Linked DNA regions of Homo sapiens: regions 1 and 2 are each linked to region 3. Evidence: chromatin loops called from intact Hi-C (ENCODE). Cell type or tissue: ascending aorta. All regions are shown on one strand. Each heading gives the region's core, and the rest is flanking DNA. Links, peaks and the distances in the headings are about the cores only.

Region 1 (8,056 bases), core at 1,891-6,890, 130 kb after region 3:
TGGTTCTGTGATTTGCTCCCCAGTCCTTGGCCTATAAGGCGTTTTGTTTTGCTTTTTTTTTCATTTTGCAGGACCCTATTTCAATCTTATCAAAGACTTGTCATTTATTATAGTTGATTGTTCATGTTTGTTTCTGTGGTAGGAAGAATAATAGTCCCCAAAGCTATCCACTTCCTAATCCTTGGAACGTGTGAATATGTTACCTTACATGGCAAAAGTGATTTTGTAGTTGTGATTAAAGTTAGGGGTGATAAGGTGGAGAAATTAATCCTAAATTATCCTGGTGAGTCTAATCTAATTATATGAGCCCTTAATAGCAGAAACCCTTTCTCAGCTGAAGGCAGAGAGAGATATGATGACTGAAGAAAGGTCAGATAGATGTGAAGTTGCTGGCTTTAAAGATGGAAGAAGGGGTCATGAGCCAAGGAATGCAGGCAACCTCCAGAAGATGGAAAAGGCAAGGAAACCAATTTTTCCCCAGAGCCTCCACAAATGAAGGCAGCCTTGCCAATACATTGCTTTTAGCTCAGTGAGACCTGGGTTAGTTAGATTTCTGACTGACAAACTTTGTGTGTTTTAAGCCATTAAATTTGCAGTATTCTACTGCTGCTGTAAAAAGGTATGTGAACGTTTTGAGGAGTACAAGGCAGCTTTGTGATCCTGGCCCCTAACACTTTATCTGGCTCCTAGAAATAATCAGAAAGTGTTGAAAGAGTGAATGAACTTGATATTTTCACATGTTCTTCTTCCTCATTCTGCTGGTTGGAGGATAGTCCTGATTGATTTAACCTATGAACAGCTAAAGGTATAGATGCCCAAGTATAGGCTCTATATTCTTATATTATAGATTACTGAATGATGGCCAATATATTAAAAGAAGAAACAGGCCGGGCACGGTGGCTCACACCTGTAATTCCAGCACTTTGGGAGGCAGAAGTGGGCTGATCATGAGGTCAGGAGATTGAGACCATCTGACTAACACGGTAAAACCCCATCTCTACTAAAAATACAAAAAAAATTAGCTGGCCATGGTGGCACGTGCCTGTAGTCCCAGATACTCGAGAGGCTGAGGCAAGAGAATTGCTTGAACCCGGGAGGTGGAGGTTGCAGTGAGCTGAGATCACACCACTGCATTCTAGCCTGGGTGACAGAGTGAGACTCCATCTCAAAAAAAAAAGAAGAAGAAGGAGACGGAGGAGAAGGAAGAAGGAAGAAGGAAGAAGAAGAAGAGGAAGAAGAAGAAGAAGAAGGAAGAAGAAGAAGGAAGAAGAAGAAGAAGAAGGAAGAAGAAGAGGAAGAAGGAAGAAGAAGGAAGAAGAACAAGAAGAACAAGAACAAGAAGAACAAGAAAAAGTGTAACAAATCGAGGAAGAAGAAAAGTGATAGAAAAATAATAAAAATAATAAACCTTTATCAAGTTTTATCAAGTATTTACTACATGCCAGGTATTGTTTTAAGTTCTTGTGATGTGTTGTTTCATTTGATTCTCACAACTCTATGAAATTTTTCTCTCATTTTAAAGATGAGGAAAATTAAACTCAGAGAGATTAAGTAACTTGCCCTTGAGCAAACAACTGTGAAGTGTGGAGACTCTAGAGGCAAGCTCTACTCTTCCTCTGTAGTGGTAAGAGGATAGGATTGAAGGAGTGAAGAAAAAGATGAGATGGGAAGCTAAATTATGCATCTTATTTTATATACGTTTCTATTCAATTTTGTTTCTTTTTTCAAAGTAAACACTGTTTTGTAAATAATACAGAACTGAACCCCAAAATACATAACTGGGCATTGGAGGATTAGAACATCCCTAATGTTCTAAGTCAGACTTCACATGCACCTCAAGACCACATGTTAGACACGTTGGGAAAATAGAGATAAAATGATGGCCCTGGGAAGAGGAGGAAAGATAAATGAAGAGGGGGCAGATTTTTCTTTTTACCAGGAGCTTCCAAATCTCACCTCAATTTTCAGCTAAGGCTTTGTTGACACTGGATGAAAATTAAAAACAAAATTTATATTGAAAAATTTGCCTGCTAATATAGTTTGGATAAATGTTCCTGCCCAAATCTCATTTTGAAATATAATCCCCAGTGTGGGAGGTGGGGCCTCATGAGAGGTGTTTGGATCATGGAGGCAGATCCCTCATGAATGGCTTGCACCATCTCCATGGTGATAAGTAAGCTCTTGCTCTGAGCTCACATGGGATCTGGCTGTTTAAAAGTGTGTGGCACCTTCCCCTCCACTCTCTCTCTTGTTTGCTTCTGCTTTTGCCATGTGATGTACCCGCTCCCCAATCACCTTCCTCCATGATTTTAAGCTTCCTGAGGCCTCTGGAGAAGCCAAGCAGATGCCAGGAACTTGCTTCCTGAAAGTCCTGTGGAACTGTGAGCTAATTAAATCTCTTTTCTTTATAAATTACCCATTCGCAGCTATTTATATAATAGCAATGCAAGAACAGCCTAACGCACATACTTAGTTATCTAAGTTGTCTAAATAAGTTCTTAGTTACCTAAACAAGTACTTAACATAATGGTATCATAGAATAAAATAAGAGGGGTGAATAATTTGTGCAACATTTAGCTTCTAGAAGCCTTTGGAGACACAATCCCATTGGGATGGGCTATTTGAGGAAAATCATGTTTCTAAGTACATTAGATATGAATGTATATTTAATAATGGTCTATATTTCTATATAAATCTTAAGATTCAGGAAAATGGGGTTTTTGATGTCATTGGAACTATTGATAAGCCATTCAAAGCTCAGGTAGATGATACTTGGATTTAGCTGATTATTACACTGTTATATTCACAAACTAGATAGTTACCCAAAAAACAAAGTGGTCAGACTTTGAATAATATGTTTTCTCATGTTTCTGTATTATCTAATGACATGAAACCATCACGTTCATGAGAAAGGTTGCCAAAAGTTGAAAGTTAAATGATTAAAGAGACAACTATTCTGGATTTTGTTAAAAAAAAATGTAACACGATTTACAGGTCAAAATGACAACTGCAAATCTAACTTTCAAGTTTGTTTGGTTTTTGTGTTAGTTAAAAAAAAAACACACACACACAAAGTCACCAAGTTAGGCATTCTAGAGTGCAAATGTGCTCCTAAAAACCTAACAGTTGATCATCTTGAAGTCTTGATTGCCTTTCCAAATCTTTTCTTGATCTTCAGCAGAGCCTGAACTGATATCCAAGAGTAAACCTGAGTACTGTACTGACCTTTCCAAAGTAGAAGCATTTTGAAACAGATAGTCAACAAATGCAAACTACAATTGTTTAAAGGTACACATTCCTAGCAAACAATAAGAAAACTTCTTGCTTCTAAGTAGTATGCTATATGTGACCAGACGTATATATTTAATTTTCTTTGACTATATAACTTGGATCCCTTCAAGATTTTTTGTGTTGTTTTGTTTTGTTGACCCATCAATCATTTTTTTGATCAAGTCTTTTGCCCCCAGAAAAGTATGTGTTATGTTTGAAAATTAACTATCCCCAAAAGGAATTCCCACATATCAGCCTTTTCCTAGTAATTTATTCTTCAAGGCCCATCAATGTAGTTATAAAAACGAAATGACTATCTGCACTGTGTTGTCATCCCCTCCCCCATCCAAGAAAAACGAACAAAAAATACTTACAATGGTTCTTAGCCAGGAGCATTTTATCCCTTATTCACTAGTGGTAAATGAGTCAGATATGAGTTGGCCAGGAAAAGAGCTGCTTTACCCAAAATCTTAGTATGAAATGAGTCATCTCACTCCAAACACCAATATGTTCTCCAAAATAACTGGCAAGAATTTCCTATAAAAGGAATCTTGCCTTCACTCTTTTCCATCCATTTAGCTCTCTGATTTTTCTAATTTTTCAATTTCCTGTGTGCTTATAATATTGCATTCATAAGAAAAGCCCAGAAACGTTTCCGCCACTTTATCTCATTTTGAAAGCCATCTTTCCTGTTTGAGTAGGGGGACAATACTGATAGTATTCCCCTGAAAAGAGTAAATGCTCTGTGGCTTTTCAGAGCATTCTCTCTCTCTCTTTCTGTGTGTGTGTGTGTGTGTGTGTGTGTGTGTGTGTGTGTGTCTGTCTGTCTGTCTCTGAGGAAATTCATGCATGGTTCAATTGAAATGCAAGAGCCAGTTCTAGAAGAATTCTTCTTTTCCTCTGCTGAAAAAGGGAGTTCAGTTCAAAGCCATCAGAAATATTTCAAGCAAAACTATTTTTCTTCCCACAAGAAAAATCAATCACAATAGATATAATCTGTCTAAAAGTGATAAATGAACATGAAACCAGGCTACACTCTTTGACTCTGCTTTCCTGCACATCAGAACATTCACATTCTCTCTCTGCCATCAGATGAAGCTTAAAATAAAAATCACTGTGGACTGAAGCCAAGGTTAAATCTCTATAGACTACCATGAGTCAAGCACACTATTTACCTGAGGATAAACAACTTTGCCTACAGGGCCAATTCCTGCCAAACTGCTGAGATTTTTATATTACTTGAGGCTCATAACATCACTTATTATTGTTAATTATTCTAAGCTCTGCAATTTAACAGGCAAAAATATTTACAATTCATTTCACTCAGGTTGGAATTTAGCTTCGTTTTTCTATATTAAATTCTAAAGAATAGCTATGCTCCTTTTATATCCAACACTAACAGATGTTAGTTTCCTCAGTTTTATGGCTCTCAGATGACAGACAACTAACTGTTTTTGGCCTTCGGAATAATTGCAACACCTTTGGATTATGAACTTGGTTCAGTTCTTAGCTGGGAACGGCAGGGGGTTAGTTCTTATTATCAAAGATGTAAAGTAAGTTTTCCCTTATGCTCTAGATATTCATATAAAGTTATCTTTCAATAGAGTAATATACAACTTTTCCCCCTTATTGCTAATCTGCTGTTTAAGTGGTTATGGTAAGAGAAAATAATTGCATAAAAATAAAATCTCTTATTCATTTTATCTCCTGTTCTTGGCCAAAACAAGATGTTAAATCCATTAAACTCTGAGTATCCAGTAAAAGCAAGAAAGTAGAACTGTTCGTATTTGTGCATTCTTGGGAAAATTGCCAACCTGTGCACTAGTAGCAGGATCTGCGTAATTAATGGTGATGTTATTGACGGAGGGAGTCTGATTTCCTTCTCAGGAGCAATTTAAGAGTGCAAGCTGGCAGAGCTTTAGTAAAGCCTCACCTGATTTATTTTTAAATTGAGGAAATGTGACCTTGAAGTCAGCCATAGAAATCACCAATATTTATGTACATTTATGGTGGCTTTGGTAGACTTCAAAGAAATTCTGAATGTACCATTTTCTGTAGAACTGAATGATGAACACCAAATGCACAAACTGACAAACATTCCTTAAAAAGAGAACAAGTGAATCAAATCTTAGTTTCACTGTATTTTTTCTCCAGAAATCTATATTCATAAGAAGATACATTAAAACCAATTCTGTCCTATCCCAAAATGAAATAAAATCAGCCCCAAGTTCACACAGTCCTTTACACACAGTCTCTTGTCTCCTTTGCAGGCAACTTCCCCCTTTATCCAGTTGTTGGACCTCAAGGACAGCCACGTAAGGAGTGTGTATGTATTTTGGCTATCCAACGGTCTAGCATTATTTCCATCTTCTACTCTCCTCTTTCTCTTTGTTATATCAGCAATTTCAAAATGATTAGAGAAAGAAAAAGAACATCTGGAAAAACAGAGATAACTAGGAAAAGGAGTTAAGCCCACAAGCAGCTCTTTCCATAACGATCTGCACTCAATTATCTGATAAGGCGTGATTTTTCTCACCATTTATCTCATCCCCTCTATTTCTCTGTGAACTGCAACCACATGCTCCAGCTCTGCATTTCACATGAAGAATGAAGCAATGAATTCTCGATAGCCTAAAGCATGTGCTGTGGCATCTGTGGCTTTGGAGAGGACAGGTGGTGGAAGTGGAGGAGACAGGTGAAGGAAAGCCAGGAGGAAGATTCACAAATATCAACGATGAGCCTGGATATGACTGACCCGGATTATTCCCGCACGTTGGATTCATACCTGCTGTCTTCCTGAGCAAAGGGCTGTTCCACATCCACTGTTAGGGAGGCCAGGGCAGAAACGGTCTCTGTCTCCTCTTGCAACTGAGCACCAGCCAGAGCACAGCCCCTTGGCACAGCCACCATCCTTACTGACTTCCAATACTTGCCTAGGAAAAACATCCATCATACTTCATAAGAATTGTAATTACAGCAGTAATAATCAGAATACTCACATACGTCCAACTCAGAGCAGTTGTTAAGTTAAAATTCCCCATGTTATACACAGTTGTAATTTGGTTTCTTAACTGTTATGATTGGGTCTTTTTCTCAATATAAGAATGCCAAGTTGTGAAGTGCCCATATTCCCAAGCTGAGTCTCCCTCTTGCTTACACAGCAATAAAGTGAGGAATAATCCATGGCCTACTGAACTCACCCTCAGACTGACAGCTGTCTCTGCAACTAAGTAAGCAAACTCCGGGCTTCACGCTCCCTGGGAAACCCACAAGAGACCAGGAGGCAGCACTCTTACAGAGAACATGAATGGAATCGTACTGTTAAACATTGCTACTTGAATCATTAACTTTAAGAAAATGAAGTTGGAATATTAAAGAAAAAGAAAAGCCCAGAAATGCCAGCATGAATTGAATGGCAACTTTGCCAGAACAATCAGGTTTGTTAGTCCTGGATGTTCTTTCTTTCTCAACCTCAGGGTGTGTACTAGAACAATAATTGACTTAAAACTTTAATATATATACTGGCTGATGTTGGAGCCCATCCATATGTCATACTGATGTTTCTTTTTTTGAGGCAGGAAAGGAGAAAGAGAGGAAAATAGAAGGTCATTTCATGAGAACATGCCAATGGGATAAATATGAAAGAGCATAGTTAATGGCTTTCTTGCAGCCCTTAGGCTATTTTTTTGTGAAATGATGAGTAGCCCCAAATCAAAGCAGGAGAATCTCCCTAGGTGCTGACATGACTCACCAGGTTAGTACTATCTCTGCAGCCTGACTAGTTGGCAAGAACTTTGGTATGCAGTGTTTGCTTACTTCTTGGAAGAAAAAGCCTTGTTTGAGTGGAAAAGGCAAATGGATGAACGCTGGATTGGGCAGTAAGATAACAGGGTTCTGGACCCAGCACTGCCATCCCAATGACATTAGTGAGGCTTTTCAGGACTTTATTTCTGTCTCTGAAATAGGGAGATGCCTCAAGTCTCTTGCAGCTCTAACATTTTATGAGTGGCCTTTATTTCTTACTGTTTCATAGAGGAACAGATGTCACATTAGGAGAGGATACTAAGTCTCCCCATCTGTTCCCCATGCCAACAAGACCATCTGACATAGGTGTCCATTACTATTTAACTTGCTGTGATCCCTTATTCTGACCAAAGTCTGAGAATCATAAAGTTTTTAATTTGAACCAAACAATAACAATTCTGTCAATGAATCCAAAAACTAACATTTTGTAGAAGCTAAGGCTTTTCCACATGTCGAGGACACAAAGATGCTTCCCTAACACCAAGAAATGCATGGTCCAGTTGAGACAGCCCTGTTAGTTAAGAATTACAATTCTGTGTGTAAAATGCCCACAGTGACCTTGAACGGGAATAAGTAGAACACGTATTTAAGATGATGGAAAAGTATGGGAAGACTTGCCAGGAAAAATAACACTTGACTGAGTATTTGAAAGATCATTAGAAATTAGAGTGCAAATGTGCTCCTAAAAACCTAATAGTTGATCATCCTGATGTCTTGATTGCCTTTCCAAATCTTTTCTTGATCTTCAGCAGAGTGAGGTCATGGGATATCCCTGGAAGGGGAAACAGCACATACAAATATACAGAGACTGGAGTCTCTGTGTTTTACTGGGTGACCGTCAACTGCTGGGAATGACTAGAACATAGGAAGAGTCTGGAGTGGGATGGATGAGACTGCTATGGTAGGCAAGGGCTAATTAATACACACTCTTGAATGACACTCTGATGATCCTGGACTTCAACCTGAGGATGATCAGGGGGCA
Region 2 (8,056 bases), core at 1,327-6,326, 310 kb after region 3:
TCATCCATCACTCAGATAACCAGGTGTTTAGGATTTTTTTTGTTTTTGTTTGTTTTGATAAATATGTCCAGAAGCTAAAAGCAACTTTGACTATTTTATGAAGACATGGTAGCATTGTCAAAAGAACACCAAAGTGAATCTTTATATTAAACTTCAATAAGTATCAATCCTTTTTTATTTATGATTACAAAATGTTCACCTTTTAGAGCTATTTCTATGTCTTTGACATACTTTCTAAAATGTCCTATAAAACAATAAAACCATTTTGAGATAATTATTCTTCCAATTATGATTTCCAATACACCAAACATGCCAACAATTTCAGAATATTTTTGTTCCTTTGTAAGAGAATCTGAGAAATAGCCAATTTGAATACCTGTAAATTTGAGGAATTCCTTCTTATGTATTTTTAAAAATGTATTGTTTAAAAACTTGGAAAGTCTGAAAGTCCCCATGATTTTCACTGAGCTCCACTGAGCAGGTCTATGCTGTGCCAAAAAATATACCAATTTGCTGATATAGTTTGCTGCACATGTTCTATTTAAGCATTAACAGGAAACCCACCCCCTGTGCCTGGTTCATTCTTCTAATTCCTTCAGCTCATCAATATCCCCTGGGGGAAGAAAGGAAAGGACCTATCAAAAGTTAGGAGGTTAGCCATGGTCAAGTTCAGCATCAAACAAAATTTCCAAGTCATACAATTTTTTCTGGCATTTTCTTTTTTTGTGCACATTTCTTATCTTTTAGGTCCTCATCCTCTGTGATCTCAGAGACCTCCTCTAGCTAGCTCTCATCTCTTATTTCCACACTATATCCAGGCACATCATATTTCAAATAAAGCTCTTAATTTTACTCTATTTTCCAAGAAAAATTAGTGCAATCTCATACGATGTGGTATCGTAACATGCCAATTTTATTTAATTAAATGTTGATTTACTGGGAGAATGGGATAGAATATGTGAGAACTGAATGTAGATGCAGAAAAATGAATAACAAAATGCTCAAGTCTTTTCTTTTCACATTTCTTATTACTTACCAGTGTCCTTGAATAAGCTTCCCTATTTTCTTCCAAGTTCTGAATGAATCGAATCCACAAACCATGAGTAATAATGCTCCTGGCCTGCAGGTATATCAGCCCCATCATATTTGAGTCTGGGACACGTAGGCACTGGGTAGTTTTTGTGGTTGTTGAATAGCGGTCCACAAACATGGCTGTCTACCTCAGTTACACATGTTCTTTACTATGGCTCCAAATCATTTGTGAGTTCTACTTTTCCCCCATGGCATCTCTGTAGCCTTACCCAAATTATTAGCAACCCAGGGCTTCAGTCTCTTGACCTGTCAGCATAGTACCAGTGCCTCTGTTATGATTCTGCCTATCTTGGACTTTTACAATGGACTTGGCAATCAGAAAGATAACCCAGCTGCACAATCTGGAATGTTCATCAAAGCAAACTGAAATTTCAGAATATCTACCGCTTGGGATGCCATAGTGTTATAATTGAGATTCATATCCACTTTTCATTTGCAAATAGCTCAAAATGCCAGTGCCATGGATGACCTTCAATATTATCAATTCCACCTAGATGATTGTGCAGAACCAGAAATTGAGCCCCAGAAAAGTTACAGATTTGCCACAAATGACACACTATGCAAGTGGTGGAACCTGGACTAAGATTTCTTGATTCTTAGGCTGGCTTTTCTTTTTTTTTTTTTTTTTTTTTTTTTTTTACTGTTTTCTTTTCTTTTTAAACCATGCCTGCTGATTCCTTAACCAGAGGAAGGGAAGAAATTTGTACCAATCGTTGTTCTCAATATAAATACCTGATGTTACTACAGCTGGTGGTCAGCATGCCCATACTATGTGTTGTTGACACATTGTTTGGAACTGGCTATTTTAAATGGATAACTTCTAAACATGGAATTATGTTTTTATTCAACTATCTTCGTGCATATATTTGGCAATTCTGCACACAGTGAAGCTAATAATGATGCTTCTGATGACTGAAACACGTGGGCATTCTACTTGAGAAGGTTTCTGAATTATTGCTTAAACTTACACAAACTTAAAACAATTAGAAATTGTGAAAGCTAACATAATAATTATCTTTGTTATCAAAGAGCTGTGCCAGCATAATCTTTAAAATTATAATATTGTGGCCTGGCTGATTTCTGCCATTTGGATTCTTTTTAAAATAAGATGTTCAAATTTTATTTTAAAGTGTTAATTTATTGCAGTGGTGCAAGTACAACACAAGCACTCAAATAGGAAGAATTTTTCCTCAAGTTCTACTGGGAGATAGCCAAAACCTCTCCACAGGCTGATTCCTTTCCTCTTTTTATTTGCTCATTTTCAAAGGTAAAGACTGAAGAGTAAGCACCACATTAATGACCCCATATATCCCCTGAGATGAGCAATGTCCTAATACTACTTATGTCAAATATATACAGGCACATCTACTTTTTAAATAGAGCTCACCCTATCAAAATTATATTTCCGTAGGCTCTGACTCTTTAAAGAGTTAAGAGTAAAGACTTCTTGGACAAACGTTGCATTGTGAAGTGCACATTCCTACTCCACATTTTTAATCACAACTGGAAGAGTCCCATGTAATTGAATAAAAATTCACTAGACATAAAGAAAAGTAATCCTAATTACATTTTATCTTGGTTTCACAAAACTCACAGTGCATATGTTATTGGTCATAATATATTTCCCTAAGCCCCGCAATTGCTAAAAATACCGAATCAATCACGACCCAGATTGCGTCATGAAGTGTGTGAACTAGTGCATTAAAAGGCCGTGTTAGCACCAACAAAGTTTATTGGGGTAACTGCATTCAAGACGCACATGGCGTACCTTTAAATAGCACTGTTAAAATACCAAATAAAATGTCAACGTCTGTCAGGTCTCTAGCTTTTATAAATTGTTTAGACTGGGAAACGCTGGGGTTTGGACATTGTTCTTTTCATACGATGTAGAAAAGAAGAGACCATAAAAAGAAAAGAACAATAAAGCATAGCTCATTTTTTAAGTTCTTTCATGGAAAAACACACTCTGGATCATTACCCTTCTAATCAACAATTTCCTTCCTCCTCCCAATCCTTCCCGTCTGGTATTTACCTTTCTCTGCCTCCCTCTCTCTGGGTGGTATTCTGAGCTTATACACACTTCTCAGTAATCATATTTTTAAAATTGCCTCAAAAGAGAATCTCAGGATGGCATGACAGACATGTATATACTAAAGGTATTTTTTACCTGAACCATAGCTTTGCTTATTATCTCTGTGCTCTTACATGCACACCGGTGGGCCCTGACTGCAGAGTGTTCTCAGGCAGAAGAAGGCCCTGAGAGCAGGATGAGCTGCTCCCTGCCTACAGATGAGTTATTATCACACCTTAGTGGCCATCTCTACCCTCTTCCTTCTGCCCTTCCTTTTATTACCACGCCACACTCCCCGCAATTCCCACATAACAACATCTCTGTTTCAGTTTCTTCTCTGGATTTCCCACACTTAATGCAACCCGGACCTCACCTTCAGCTCTCCTGAGGCCACTTTGGAAGCCAGCTCGATGACACAGCCAACAGCCATGCGTGCAGCACCGGACGAGTGTAGCTCATTCCAAATGGTGTCACTGTCCACCTGAGCAAACAGTCAGCAGAGTCCGAAGACAGAAGAAGAAAGCGAAAGAGAAGGAAGAGATGAAAGGGGTAAAAGGGGAAGAGGTCGCAGGGGAAGAGGGACAGAGAGAGAAAGCAAATCTGTGAGGAAGGGCTGGCAGGGTAACAGCCTATGTACAATAACATTAGTCTTCCGTCTTGGCCAGCTGAAAAGGCCTTCTGGACATGGCTTTGCTTATACTTTTTCTCTACACTGACTTCTCCAATGGAAACACATTCCTGCCATGCCTCACTGCCATTCCCTGTTTAGATTTCTCATTACAAACAGCATTACATAGGCCGGATCTGGCTTAGTTACAGGCCTGCTAGAAACCAGGCCCCAGTAGTAGATAGAGTAAAAACTAAGAGCACTTAGTTATACATAAAAATCGGATTTGCAAGTGCTAGAGGGGGAAAATTCAAATACCTTTCTGACTGCAGGTTTACAGGGAGCCAAACACAATTATTAGGCAGGTAGCAGCAGCAGTCAGGGAGTAGAAAGTAGCAACCACAAGTCAGGTTCTCCAACTAAATGGAAGGAGTGTGTGGTCCTCACACTTAAAACAATAACAGCAAATTGCAAGGAGAAATGTGATGTTCAAAGTATAAGCTTAAGATTTCTAACTTTCAGTATAATTTGTCAGATTGTTTCAGTTCAAACTGGTATTGTTAAAATTGGATAAGCCAGTAAAATAGATGGTTGCTTATCTACTAGAGAACATTATTATCAAAACAAAGCATGTACCAATATTCTGGATTTCCCTTTATAAAATGCTGTTTACCCTTTTTCATGAATGCAATGAAAACACATAATAATGCATACATGAAAAGAGCAACAATGGTGGTTTATAATTATCATATGTTATATTTTTAATATATAAAATACTTCATAACATAAAAAAACAGTACCAGATGGTAGAAGTCTCTAATTTTAGGACACATAAGTTATTTGAAGCACCAGGAAATAGAATACAAAGTTTGTGACTGTAAATAGCAAGACTTCCCAAATGGATCAAAGGGGAGAAATTCTGCATAAAACAAAGCTTTTTTTTTTTTTTTTAAAAAAAAAAGAGAATTAAATGCAAGGGGCCTAATCACATGGAACAAATACAATAAATAATAACAACACACATTCACAGTGAACTAAGTAGTTTTCTAAGAATATTCACATGCCTTTTTCTCATGAGGTTCTTACACACTTAAATACTACCAAGAACAATGAATACAAAAATAATAAATGAGAACAGTAAATAAGTGCATACATAATAAAAGAAAATCAAGATCCTATAAACAGCAGTATAGTAGTGAAGTTTCTGGAATCAAACTGGTGGGGTAAAATCATGGCTTCATCATTAAAACCTGAGTGACATTGGAGAATTAATTAATTAATGGCTCTGTGCCTTGGTTCCTTTATCTGTGAAAATACCAACTTTTTAAAGTACCATCTGCATACGATTTTAGTGAGGATTAAATGACTAAGTGGTAAACAAAAGCTAGCTACTACCATTTCAGCTACTGTTATACCTGTTTTGTAAAGCCTGGCACATAGTAGAGGCCTACGTGTTGATTGAATGAGTACACTGTGGCTTAGAAAGGCTGTTCTGAAGACCACGGGACTCTCACACAGAACTCTGACCCTGTCAGCACATGCCTTTCCATCACCCTCCTGAAGAAACCCGTGCTTTCTAGGAGCCAGCATCCCCTATCATAGTCGATACCATCATGGTCTGCACTGTCAGCTAAAGAGTGAAGGAATCATTGAAATGGACACTGAGACCTAATCATTTGCCCTCTAAATTGAAGGTTTTATTATTTTACTGAACCAATATAAATAAGTAGTTGTTTAAGCTTTGTGTAGCTATATTCTTAAGGAAGATGACTGCACAAGTTGAAAAATAAAAACCATTATTTACCATGTATTATATAGGTTTTAGTCAGTTTTCCCACCACTACAGAGCTACTAGTACCAAAGAAAAGCCTGCATTAATCAGAATTTAAGTTACTGGGGAAGCAAGCAAAAAAATAAAATAAATAAATTCCAAAAGATGTATTCGGTGACTCAAGAACCATGTAAAATTCCTAAGCCCTTTTTACTCAACTTTGGAGTACATCATAAGCTTTGTTTCTTTCTTTATTTCTTAAAGCAGTGGCAAATTTCCTTCCAAAAAATTATAAATACTGAACTTGATTAGAAAAACATTCCAGCAGCAGAGAGTGCTGTATCTTTGACCATACTAAAGGGCATTAGGTAGCCACAAATACGTTTGCGTGATACCCATATGCCTGTCCATACCTTTCTATCTGCCAAAGATGTTTGTGACATTAATTTTGGTGTCTAAACTTCTACTAATAATGGTAGTTTTGTTTTAATTCAGTTAACATTCATTGAGTACCTACTGTGAGTTGCCGGGTGGGGGTTACTTTTATAATAAAGCTATGTTTATTGATCATAAAGAATGTTGAGCACATAGGTATCCAGTGGATGACTGATATTTTGACTCATAACCAATGTTTAGGCTTATCCCTAAAGAAGTTCTCTTTAGGAAACTATGGGATTTATCATCCATTAATTTATTTATATTTAAACAAAAACAATATTTATCTCAATACCACCTCAACCTATGTTTTACCTACATTTAGTTTATAAATGCTTATAAACGGTAATGGTCAAGTTTTGTGGATATAATCTGTTCATAAATAGGTAATTGTACTTAATTCTGAATTTACAAACAAGTTTGTCTTTGTCCATTCAGGTTGCCATAACAAAATACCAAGGGGTAGGTAGCTTAAACAAAAGAAATTTTATTTCTCACAATTCTGGAGGCTTTGAAGTTCAAGATAAAGGTGCCAACCCATTTGGTGACTGGTGAGGACTCTCCCCTTGGCTTGCAGATGGCCACATCTGCTACATCCTCACATGCCCTTTCCTTGTACTAAAGTTCCTCTTCATGTAAGGATATCAGTCCTATTGGATTAGCACACAGTACCTTATGACCTAATTTAATCTTAATTACTTTCAAAAGGTAGTCAAATATAATCAGATTAGCGATTTGAGCTTCAGTACATAAATTTTGAGGGCACACTCTTCAGTTCATAGTAAGATTAAATCCCAAAATCTTGTTCATAAGTCAAATTACAAGCATACTTTCCTAAGGCATGATGATCCAAATGGGGTTCAGGGCCAAATTAGCTGCCAAAAGCTCCCCACATGTATTTTCCATGTTACAGTTTCATAAGAACTTCAATGATAAAACAGGATACATAACTCATGAATTATGCTATAATCTGTGTCACTAGAAGAACATCCATATCCACTTTCCAATATTCTCAATGGTAAAAATATTTTTCCTCCCTCTTTGTCCCTCTCATTGGTTGTCAATCTCTCCAACCAATTTCCCTATATTAGTGATAGCATCAAGAGGGCCACTTCCTTAAGAGAGCTCTGATTTCAACTGCTGAAGAACATCTTGACAGTAGGAAAAAACTATAGGTAAGAGAAAACAGTTGAGTTCATCAACTGATAGTGGTTCCTTGCATAGAATAAGATATTTTGGAGCTGGAGGGGAAGAAAAAAGGGAAAGAAGGATTTGCTTGGAATGCATACAGATATGCAGGATTAAGGGGCTGAAATGGCAATGCAATAATGATGAAAGTAGAGATCAGAAGGGTTTGGAACTATAAGAAGACAGGCACCCTCACATTTGGAAGTTGAAGGACAGTGGCATAAAGTTGGCTCTGGAAATGGAAAAATAATGCAAGATGTAATAGATGAGGCTGGAAAGGAAATAAATGACAGTGGAGCAGGGAGCCACCCTGAGCACAGTGGCCTACTACTAAGGTCTTGCTAAAGTTGAGAAGACATGCAAGGCAAATTCTTAAAAATAGAACTACTATATTCTGAAAAAATATGCTTTGTCATTTTTCTTTCCATGCACATAAATTCTCCTTTGTCTCTCCAACAACTTATTCTTTTTCCCAGTGAGAGAGAGAAAGGGAGAAAGAGAGAGAGAGAGAGACTGTGTGTGTGTGTGTGTGTGTGTGCGTGTATGTGTCTGCGTGTGCATTAAGGAGTAATAGTACATGAGCTGAAAGGGAGATTAGGATGGATATAGAAGAAAGGTAAAGAAAATGATGACCAAAACAGGATTTTGCTTCAATATACATAAAAATACAGATTTTGTGGTGAGAGATGATATTTTCCCAAATTCCTTTACATATCAAGAACTGAACCTGGTTGTCTCAGATCACGGTCCTGTGTTAGTGATAGCATCGAAAGAATATGATTATTTCTTCTCTGAATGATTCAGAGTAGAGACCCCTTCTACCTGTGACAACCAGGCATGCTTGTTGATTAGGGTACATATAGAATACATTGAGTGGAAGGAAAACCTAAAA
Region 3 (8,056 bases), core at 1,750-6,749:
TTTTGTGGGCGCCCTGCAACGAGATCGTTTGGGGTTTGCTGCAGGGAGAGCCTGCAACAGCCTCCTTTCTTGTTTACGTGGACTCTTTTCTTTTCCTTCTATTTTTTTTTTCTCTCACCCGCTCTCAAGTTTGTGGATGTGTCCTCCTCCTTCGTGCGATTTAGGCTGAAGTCAGAGGAACAAAATTCTAGATTAGGAAAAGAAAAAACAACTCTAAAAGCATTCATTCCAGAAGGCAGCCTTCTTGGGGGAGGGGAGATTTCCAGCAAGTGAAATTAAGTTTCTGTAAAACATGAAGTTTGCGTATCTACCAGAGAGGGAAATCTCACGAAATGACTACCACCAAAATCAGCTGCTCTTTTATTTCACTTTATTGAGGAATATATAGATGTATAAGGGACTATCGAACCTAAGTGTGAGTTTGTATGGAGTAGTCGGCAGTTTTCCTTTTGGTTTGGTTTTGGTCTGAAGACAGAATCGAAATATGACTTTTTTTCTGGGGTTCAAAATGCTACCCTCATTTACCTGCACAGTCAGGCCTGAAGTGGGAGACTAAGGATCGGGAGTCTCTCAAAGAACCTGGCCACGGCAAAGGTTGGCACTGGGAGGGGGTGATATTGTGGGAAGCTGGAACTGGGGCCAGCGACATGGGGGTGGGAGGTGGGAGGACTGGAACAAAGTGCACCCCCACAGAGGCCACCACTGAGGCAGGCGGGAGAGAGAAAGGGATGCCTTGGGGGGTGATGTGAGTGTGACAAGTGAAAAGTTAAGCAGGTACCTGAAGGAAGTTTATCTTGCCCAGATGTTAGGGCTTTTATGAAATGTCACGTGAAAGGAACAGACGTACAACTTGCAAATGGGGACACGCCTGTAAATACAAGGAAGGCAAATGCTTGGAGAGAAATCCAGGCATAAATCATCAACCTCCTTTTCTAGATATCTATTTTCTTCTTTAAACATTTGCTTTCAGAAAGGGAAGACACATCTCAAGTTGTTAAGTGCATCTTCCAGAAGTCACAATTCCATCTCCTGCCCAAAATGCGCATCCCCTAGGTTCCTTTGGAGAGTTAGGGTGAGAGATGAATTTCACCATCCCCCTCCTGTTTTCCTTCTTCACATTCCCCACTTCCCACATTGCTCTCTGGACTTCTCAAAGACGTTTGATCCTGAAAAACATATCGGATCTCGGTTTGGAAAAGCTGAAACTAATCAATTGCCTTTTTGAAGGGGTAGAGAGTGATAAGAAGAGCGAAGGAATGCCAGGCCTGACAGATTCTAAACCTCCAAGATGCTTGGATGGGCTGAAAGATGAGCGGGTGATCCCTTACTCATGGGGCCAGGACCCAGCACTCTGAAATCCCCGAGCCCATGCGGAAGGGCTTTTACCAAGATACATGATCAGTTTGATTGAAAAGGATTTTTAAAAATGACTTGTAAACAGAGGAAGCATTTTTTTTATGCAAGAAGAAAGCTTGTAAACAAAATTAAAACGAATTAGCAGTTCGCCAGATGTGGAAGAGAGTCCAATTACTTTCTCCATGTTGAATAGGAATGTTCTTAGAGGTTACTGTGAATGCTAACATGTGGCTCAGGCCAGGGTCTTGGCATACAATAAGGTTTTAAATATTTGTTACCCATATATTAAGACGATATATTCAATGAACTGTGCTGTGGCTCTTCTTTTAGATGCAACACTATCCCTAAATCTCTGTTAAATTGACATTATATCTGGCTTATGTTATTATATAGCCACCCATATAGCTCTCTACTTTAAACAAAATTTAAAAGTCAGGGTATTTTCTTCCACAATATTAAATCCAATTTTACTGTGAGGGTTTATCTTATTCCTTTTTGGGCTTCCTACAGGCATAATCAGAAATGAAATATAGTCAGTGATCATATTAGCTTTAAGGATTGACAATTTTTAAAATTTCCAGACCAGATAAACAGGCTCTTTCTCTCTATAGCATTTAATCTCAATACCCATCCAGTCATTCCTAGCCTTGATTTATTGTTACCTTTGGGTGCATATCATATTATTTGGTTGTAGCTCACAGAGGTCCTGGTCACTGAGGAGCATCAGATCCTGCCTCTCTAGGTTTTCCCGTCCTTGTAGAAATACTCGGTCAAACCCCAACACCCAGATTTGGCTGTGCGAAGCTCTCCTTTGGGACTGCTATGCCTCCATTTTCTAAACATAGTACTGGACAAAAACAGCCCACATTTCTCTTCTTTTGTTCCTGAAACTTAACACCAATCAAAGAATTGTTACTATTATTGAAAGCAAACTTGAAGCAGAAACCATCTTCCTACCACAAATTTAGCAATGACAAACAAGTCCTTCAGAGAGGTCTGTGGATGCACCCCTAATGGAGTCAGCACTCCATTCCTGGGGAAGAATCCTGACATCCAGAGCAATATTTACAAAGTGTTCTTATAAATCTCGTTTGCACATTATGATGGAGGAAATTTCTATTAGCTTCTTGCTAAGGTTGCCTTTTGCCTCATTCCGCCACTGACTTCTCTCCCTACCCTTCATCAACGCACACCTTTTGAAACTTCTAACTTTGTAACCTAGAGACTCCCTTCTTCCTCTTCCTTCTCTCCCCGCCGTACTACGTGAAACTTAAAACACATCTCATAGATCAGTTTTCCTTCTCTGATGTTAGGCACAGTCCACGACCCGGATTTTCAAATAGCCCAGGCTGGAGTCTGCAACATTTAATCCAATCAGCTATTAAATGTCCTCTGGCTAAATCAAGAGTATAAGAAAGAATCCATAGCGGGATAATGATACCAAGAGCAGTTTGGTGGAGGGAAAGGAGGCTAGGAGGGGGCAGATAACTCCAGGGATCCTTTGATTGGAAAAATCCTGTTTTTAGAACTCCTGTCAGAGTAACAACAAAGCAAAGAAACATGAAAGAACAACTCTTTGTTCCAGGATATGGTTTTAATGAAATACTACTAACACACACACACACACACACACACACACACACACACACACACCCCTACTATTAATAACCGCTTCAGAGACTCCGCTTTCCTTTACCTATTAGGGACTAGGAGGCTCTGTAACGTGATCCTCTCCCCTCTCCCCCTTTCCAGCTGCCTCCTTCCCTCCCCAATTAAGCCAAAGTGGTTGTTCTGATGAGCCCCGGCCCGCACAGAACCGCAGGCTGAGGCTTCCCCCGGTGTACTGGCTCCCTACCCCAGCACGAGCCTTTTCTGGGCAGAGCCAGGCCCATGGGACTTGGCTGTGAGGACCTCATCTTCTAGTTTCCGAAGGCAGGCAACCCCCACCTTAAGAGCAAGCTCTTCTGGTCTCCGGCTAGGGGCCTTCTTAAGACCCTAACAAATGTGGCATCAGGAGGATGGCGTGCCCAAAGTATGCCTGCCTTGGCTTCCTACTGACCCTGCTCTGCGCTTTTTTGTTGACTTAACCACCCAGAGGGATTGCAACTAAGACAGCAAACGGGGTTGGGGGTAGGGAAGGAGAACGAAGAAGCAGGGGGTGGGGACCGCCAGAGAAAAAGCAACAGCATTTGGGAAGGGGGGGAGCAACCTTTTAGGCAGCGGGGACCAGGCATTTTAGCAGCCGCATCTGTCATCTGTAGCAGTGGACAGATAAAACCGTCCCTGATCAAAGAGATTCGTTCATAAATCACCCGTAAGAAATGGATTGTGAGGAATAAAAGACACGTGTCGAATAATCTCGACCCTGGAGTCTGCTCGCCGCCAGCGCGGTTCCCAGCGCCCCCTCTTTCCATAAACGCGCTGCGAGCGAGCTCGTGTCCCAGCTGGGAATGTCTGTGGGGGAAGGACTCTTCTTTCCGATCCTCTCTGCCCCCCATTCCTGCCATTCCCCGGCCTCGGTTTCAGAAGCCGACTGGGCCAATCCCTGTTCGGGATTTCAGGAGATTTCAATACAATCGGTTGATTCTGAGTTGACCAAGGAAAGAGCAGGAGGGAAGTTGGCGTGTTTTCTGAGGCGACAAAGTTGCTCTCTTGGGATCGAGGATATCTGCCCTCCAGGTCCCCTCTTAATGTTCTCGTCGCCCTAACGATCTTTCCTCCGAGAGGACTCGGACATTTACAAAGAGTTGCTGTGCAAACGTAACGCAGGCGGGAGAGTTCAGCGAGAGCTAAAATTGGCTGGGCGGGAGTTTTCTGTTCCGGGTTTTGCAAGTTTCGAAGGAACAGCGGTTTGCAATCAGGTTTCCGTCCTGGAGTAATATCTAAGGAGCGACTGTTGTTCTCTACACGAGGACCTAGTGGATTCTCTTTCCCCGCCTTCCACCTCCTAAGCCCCAGACTCTCGCACCTGCTTCTCCTGGTCGAAAAAAAAACAGGCAAAGGCGAAGGTCCCGTCCCGTGTGCTAAAAGCCCCGGCCAGCTGTTCCGAGGACTCCAGAAAAGCGTATTGGGTTTAGAAGCGCTGTAGCCTGTCTCCAAGAAGGTAGTTGACAATGCTAAGAAAAATTTTGAGATTTGTATAGGAAATTTACAGCGAAAAGTGCCCCTTACCCCTTACTTTACTCTCAGTTTTGGCATCCTCCAGATAAGTAGGATTTTGCATATAATAGGTGTTTATGGTTCCAGGAACTGCACTTTGATCTAGGATTTTGGGGGTGGAGTGTCTAAAGGGTCTCTAGACGCTTGTCTGATTTGAATGCTTTTCAGGATGATTTATGGCAAAAGGCTCATTTCTGACACTTCCAGATGTCAAAGCTCTTACCTTCCAAGAAGGGATGAGGGAAACTTGCTTCCCATAGCCATGAGGATGGGAGCCCGCGCGCCTAATACGCCTGCCTGCCGGTCTTCCTAAACTGACCCTGCCTACGGGCGTCCATCTGGAGCCGCTGATAACCTTTCCCCGCCTTCCAGCTCAGGAGAGGGGAGGGACTTGCTTTTTATGACGGCAAAGCTACAGAGGGAAACTAAGTCACTCGCCTGCAAAACGAGGTTTTTTCTGTAACTTTATTTTGTGCAGTTAACCACCTGCTCCCTGCCCCGTTGGTGGTTTGGCTTTAATGCGATTTGACCCCCAGATGTGAAGCTGGGCAGAATAAACCCTCCGTTGGGTCCCTGGTGGTGTCAGCCTCCGGCCTCAACCTCTAGCCGCCGAGGAACGGATCGCAATCCTGGTTCCCGCGGGGCGGAGACCCGCGCAGCGTTCAGAAGCTGCCGGGGACTCAGGGGGAGGGGGCGATGTCTTTCCGAAAGCTCCCTGCAGGCTCAGGACCGCGAGGTGAGGCCAGGAAAAATAACCCTCGCGACTCAATTACTGCGAGCTCCACCGTGAAGCTGAAAAGCTGAAATGTGCGCCGCGGCAGGGGGGCAGGTCAGACAGGGCGGACGCTCGGGCGATTTTAGGGGACCCATAGGGCCAGCTGAGCTGAGAACGCGCTGAAGGCAGTTGTCAACCTGAAGCTAAAGGTGGGGCAGACCCTCAGTAGCTGCCGCGGACGCGTTTCTCAAAGGAAACGGGGTTTTCCAGTTCTTTCTCCTCCTTTGAAATGTAATAGATTGGGAACGGGGAATGGGGGGATTTTGTTTTCTTTTTTCTTTCTCAAAGTGAAGGCAAATTAAGGAAGGAATTGGCTGCGGAGACTTGGAGAGCAGCTGTTAGGAGGGTCTAGTCCAGGGCATTGCTTATACAGGAAGGTGTACCCCGGAGTGATATTCTGGTTATTTGCTTAGAATCCTATAAGACAGGAAATCTGTAATATTTGGGGAACAGTATCTGACTGTTTCAGTCTTTTCTGATGAGGTTACAGACTCCCTTCTCTTTTCAAGTCCTGTAGATGTTAGTAACTTGAAGGTCAGCCGTTTGCCTTCCCAGTTGAAAAATAAGTGCGATTTCCCAGGTGAAATAAATTAATTAATTCGAGACCCTTTAAACAAATTTATTTTCCAATGCACAAGTTTTCCTCATTCTTTATAATGTTACAAAACAAGGAACCAGATCAGAGCTTATTGGTGTGTGTAGAACCGATCCTGATTTGATAAGCTTAATCATATGACAAAGGTCTACTAATTATTCCCTCCTCTCTCTCAAAAGACACCCAGAAAGGTTTTTGAAAGTCTCTGCCTTTTTCCTAAAGTTTGATTACTACTTCAAAAGACTCAGGTCACCTCTTGCCTTTTCTGTATGTACATCTTCAAGAGCATAAAAATATTAAATAAAAAAAACTTTCCCAACTTCAAACCTATCAAATGTTTAACAGCTGAAGGATATCATCTTTAGGAGGCAGGCCAAAATGTCAATAAAAAATTTAATTGTTTCTGAAACATATGTGAGCACTTACAAGACCCAAAATGTGATACTAAGTATTGATATTAAGAGGAAACCTTACAATATACTTTCATATTTGCTGGTCAAGACCTTATACCCCCAAAATGTTCCAGAAACCACAGAAATTTTTATTCTTCCTGACAGGGTTTCTAAAACTAGCTTGAGCAACAGGTTGGTGGCCAAAGGGGTCACCTGTATTTTGTGTAAGGAGAAATTAGTGTTGAACTTCTATATCTTTGTCACTTGTTTTCTGTATAAAACTGTGATATCTGTAGTAGCAAATAATATTTCATTGTGGAATGGGGAGATGGTATACATTGGTGTGGCCATTTTTGTTAACAGCAAACACCGACTGCCTTCCAAAATGTTTCTTCCAAGTATTCTTCCTGACCTATTGGGAAGTGACACTGGTAGTGTTATTTCCATAGTTGGCTGTGACAAACAAGAATGATATGTGACCTAAAATGAACTCCAAAATATAGGTAGAGTCTTCTGGTAGCCACTTCTTCTATTCATAAGCTACAGTTTCGTTTTTACATGTAGCTTCCAGAAGACGTTTGATTTTATAAATATGCCACTCAAACTTCAACTGTTGAATTTCAGGTTAGTTGGCCGGTCAGGTCAGGTACTGCTTTGGGACCGTTCTTCTGATAAACTCTGACAACCGGTTTGACTTTATTGTCGTTATTTCCGATTTTCACTGAGGTTGTCTTCACAAGGCTTTCAGAAGTTGCTTTGGCTGCCTCTTTCTCCCTCCTAAGACAAGTGGTTTCCAATGCCAACTTTCACCTGATGGTGATTTCCATACCTTCTTTGTTTGGTTATTAATAGGCCTCCAACATTGGAATAAAATTTCTATTTCTCCTAGTGTTTAGATTCATTTAATTTAACTATTTAATTTACATGAAGGACTCGAAGCCCAATATGTTTGAGACATTTGCCCAAGAATAATTTGGCCTAGTCTAGCATTCTTTTCTCTACTTGGAACCATGATTTTTGTACTTTAAGTACGATAGTAAAATCTAAAATTGGCCTGGGTACCAGAACTACTCATTTTCTTCAGCTGAACAAGGATTCCCCAAGGCTCAGTATCATTTTCTTTTACTGCAAAGTTTTAGATAAACAAAGCAGATAACAAGAACACGACTGTCTCTTAAATAATGAGACTGGACACTACTCTATGTATAGACTTAACACCTGGTAAGTTGTAAAGGCCAAGTTATAGGAATAAGAATTACTATTTGGCTATTATATCATTTTGCTTCCTGACTGAAAATAAGTGTCTTTATTTAAATTAAAAATTCTAATAGTAGTATTTTGAATACATGTAACTTTCTAAATACTTCTGATTTCATTTTGATTTTTACCATTTCTGATACAAAGCCTTGCTTGTGGAAAAATGCCCTGAGACCGTTATTTTTGCCTTTTATAAGGATAATTACCACTAACAATACTCATATGAATTCAAGACTGATGGAAAAGGAAAGATAATTTTTTTTTTTTTTTTTTTTTTTTTTTTTTTTTTGAGACGGAGTCTCGCTCTGTCGTCCAGGCTGGAGTGCAGTGGCGCGATCTCGGCTCACTGCAAGCTCTGCCTCCCGGGTTCACGCCATTCTCCTGCCTCAGCGTCCCTAATAGCTGGGACTACAGGCGCCCGCCACCACACCTGGCTAATTTTTTGTATTTTTAGTAGAGATGGGGTTTCACCGTGTTAGCCAGGATGGTCTTGATCTCCTGACCTCGTGATCTGCCCACCTC

What was found. Peaks named below come from ENCODE experiments on the same cell type or tissue, not always from the same donor. Only the 100,000 strongest peaks of a DNase experiment are listed, where the experiment ranks them.
Region 1: it touches region 3 in a loop (2.6-fold over the local background); 5 of 110 quality-filtered maps call a loop at or near these places.
Region 2: a loop joins it to region 3, with 2.4 times the contacts of the local background. A loop is called at or near these places in 3 of 110 quality-filtered maps.

What each region holds. Positions count from the first base shown.
Region 1 is chr7:18,973,953-18,982,008 of GRCh38, reverse strand. HDAC9 (histone deacetylase 9) reads right to left here. Exons shown (of 26, transcript NM_178425.4): 25 at 6,056-6,203. Among named protein-coding and RNA genes, the nearest start is that of HDAC9-AS1, 76 kb to the right of the region's middle. In ascending aorta, for the core only: no CTCF peak of the experiment used is centred there; no DNase peak of the experiment used is centred there; H3K27ac peaks cover 4,066 bases.
Region 2 is chr7:18,788,933-18,796,988 of GRCh38, reverse strand. It overlaps HDAC9 (histone deacetylase 9), which reads right to left. Exons shown (of 26, transcript NM_178425.4): 17 at 3,537-3,644. Among named protein-coding and RNA genes, the nearest start is that of HDAC9-AS1, 110 kb to the left of the region's middle. In ascending aorta, for the core only: no CTCF peak of the experiment used is centred there; a DNase peak (open chromatin) is centred at 3,578; H3K4me3 peaks cover 2,155 bases; H3K27ac peaks cover 2,017 bases.
Region 3 is chr7:19,103,683-19,111,738 of GRCh38, reverse strand. It overlaps LOC124901597 (a long non-coding RNA gene), which reads right to left and starts at 4,811. Exons shown (of 3, transcript XR_007060241.1): 1 at 4,739-4,811; 2 at 1-187. In ascending aorta, for the core only: no CTCF peak of the experiment used is centred there; DNase peaks (open chromatin) are centred at 3,288, 4,198, 4,838 and 5,177; H3K4me3 peaks cover 3,272 bases; H3K27ac peaks cover 3,148 bases.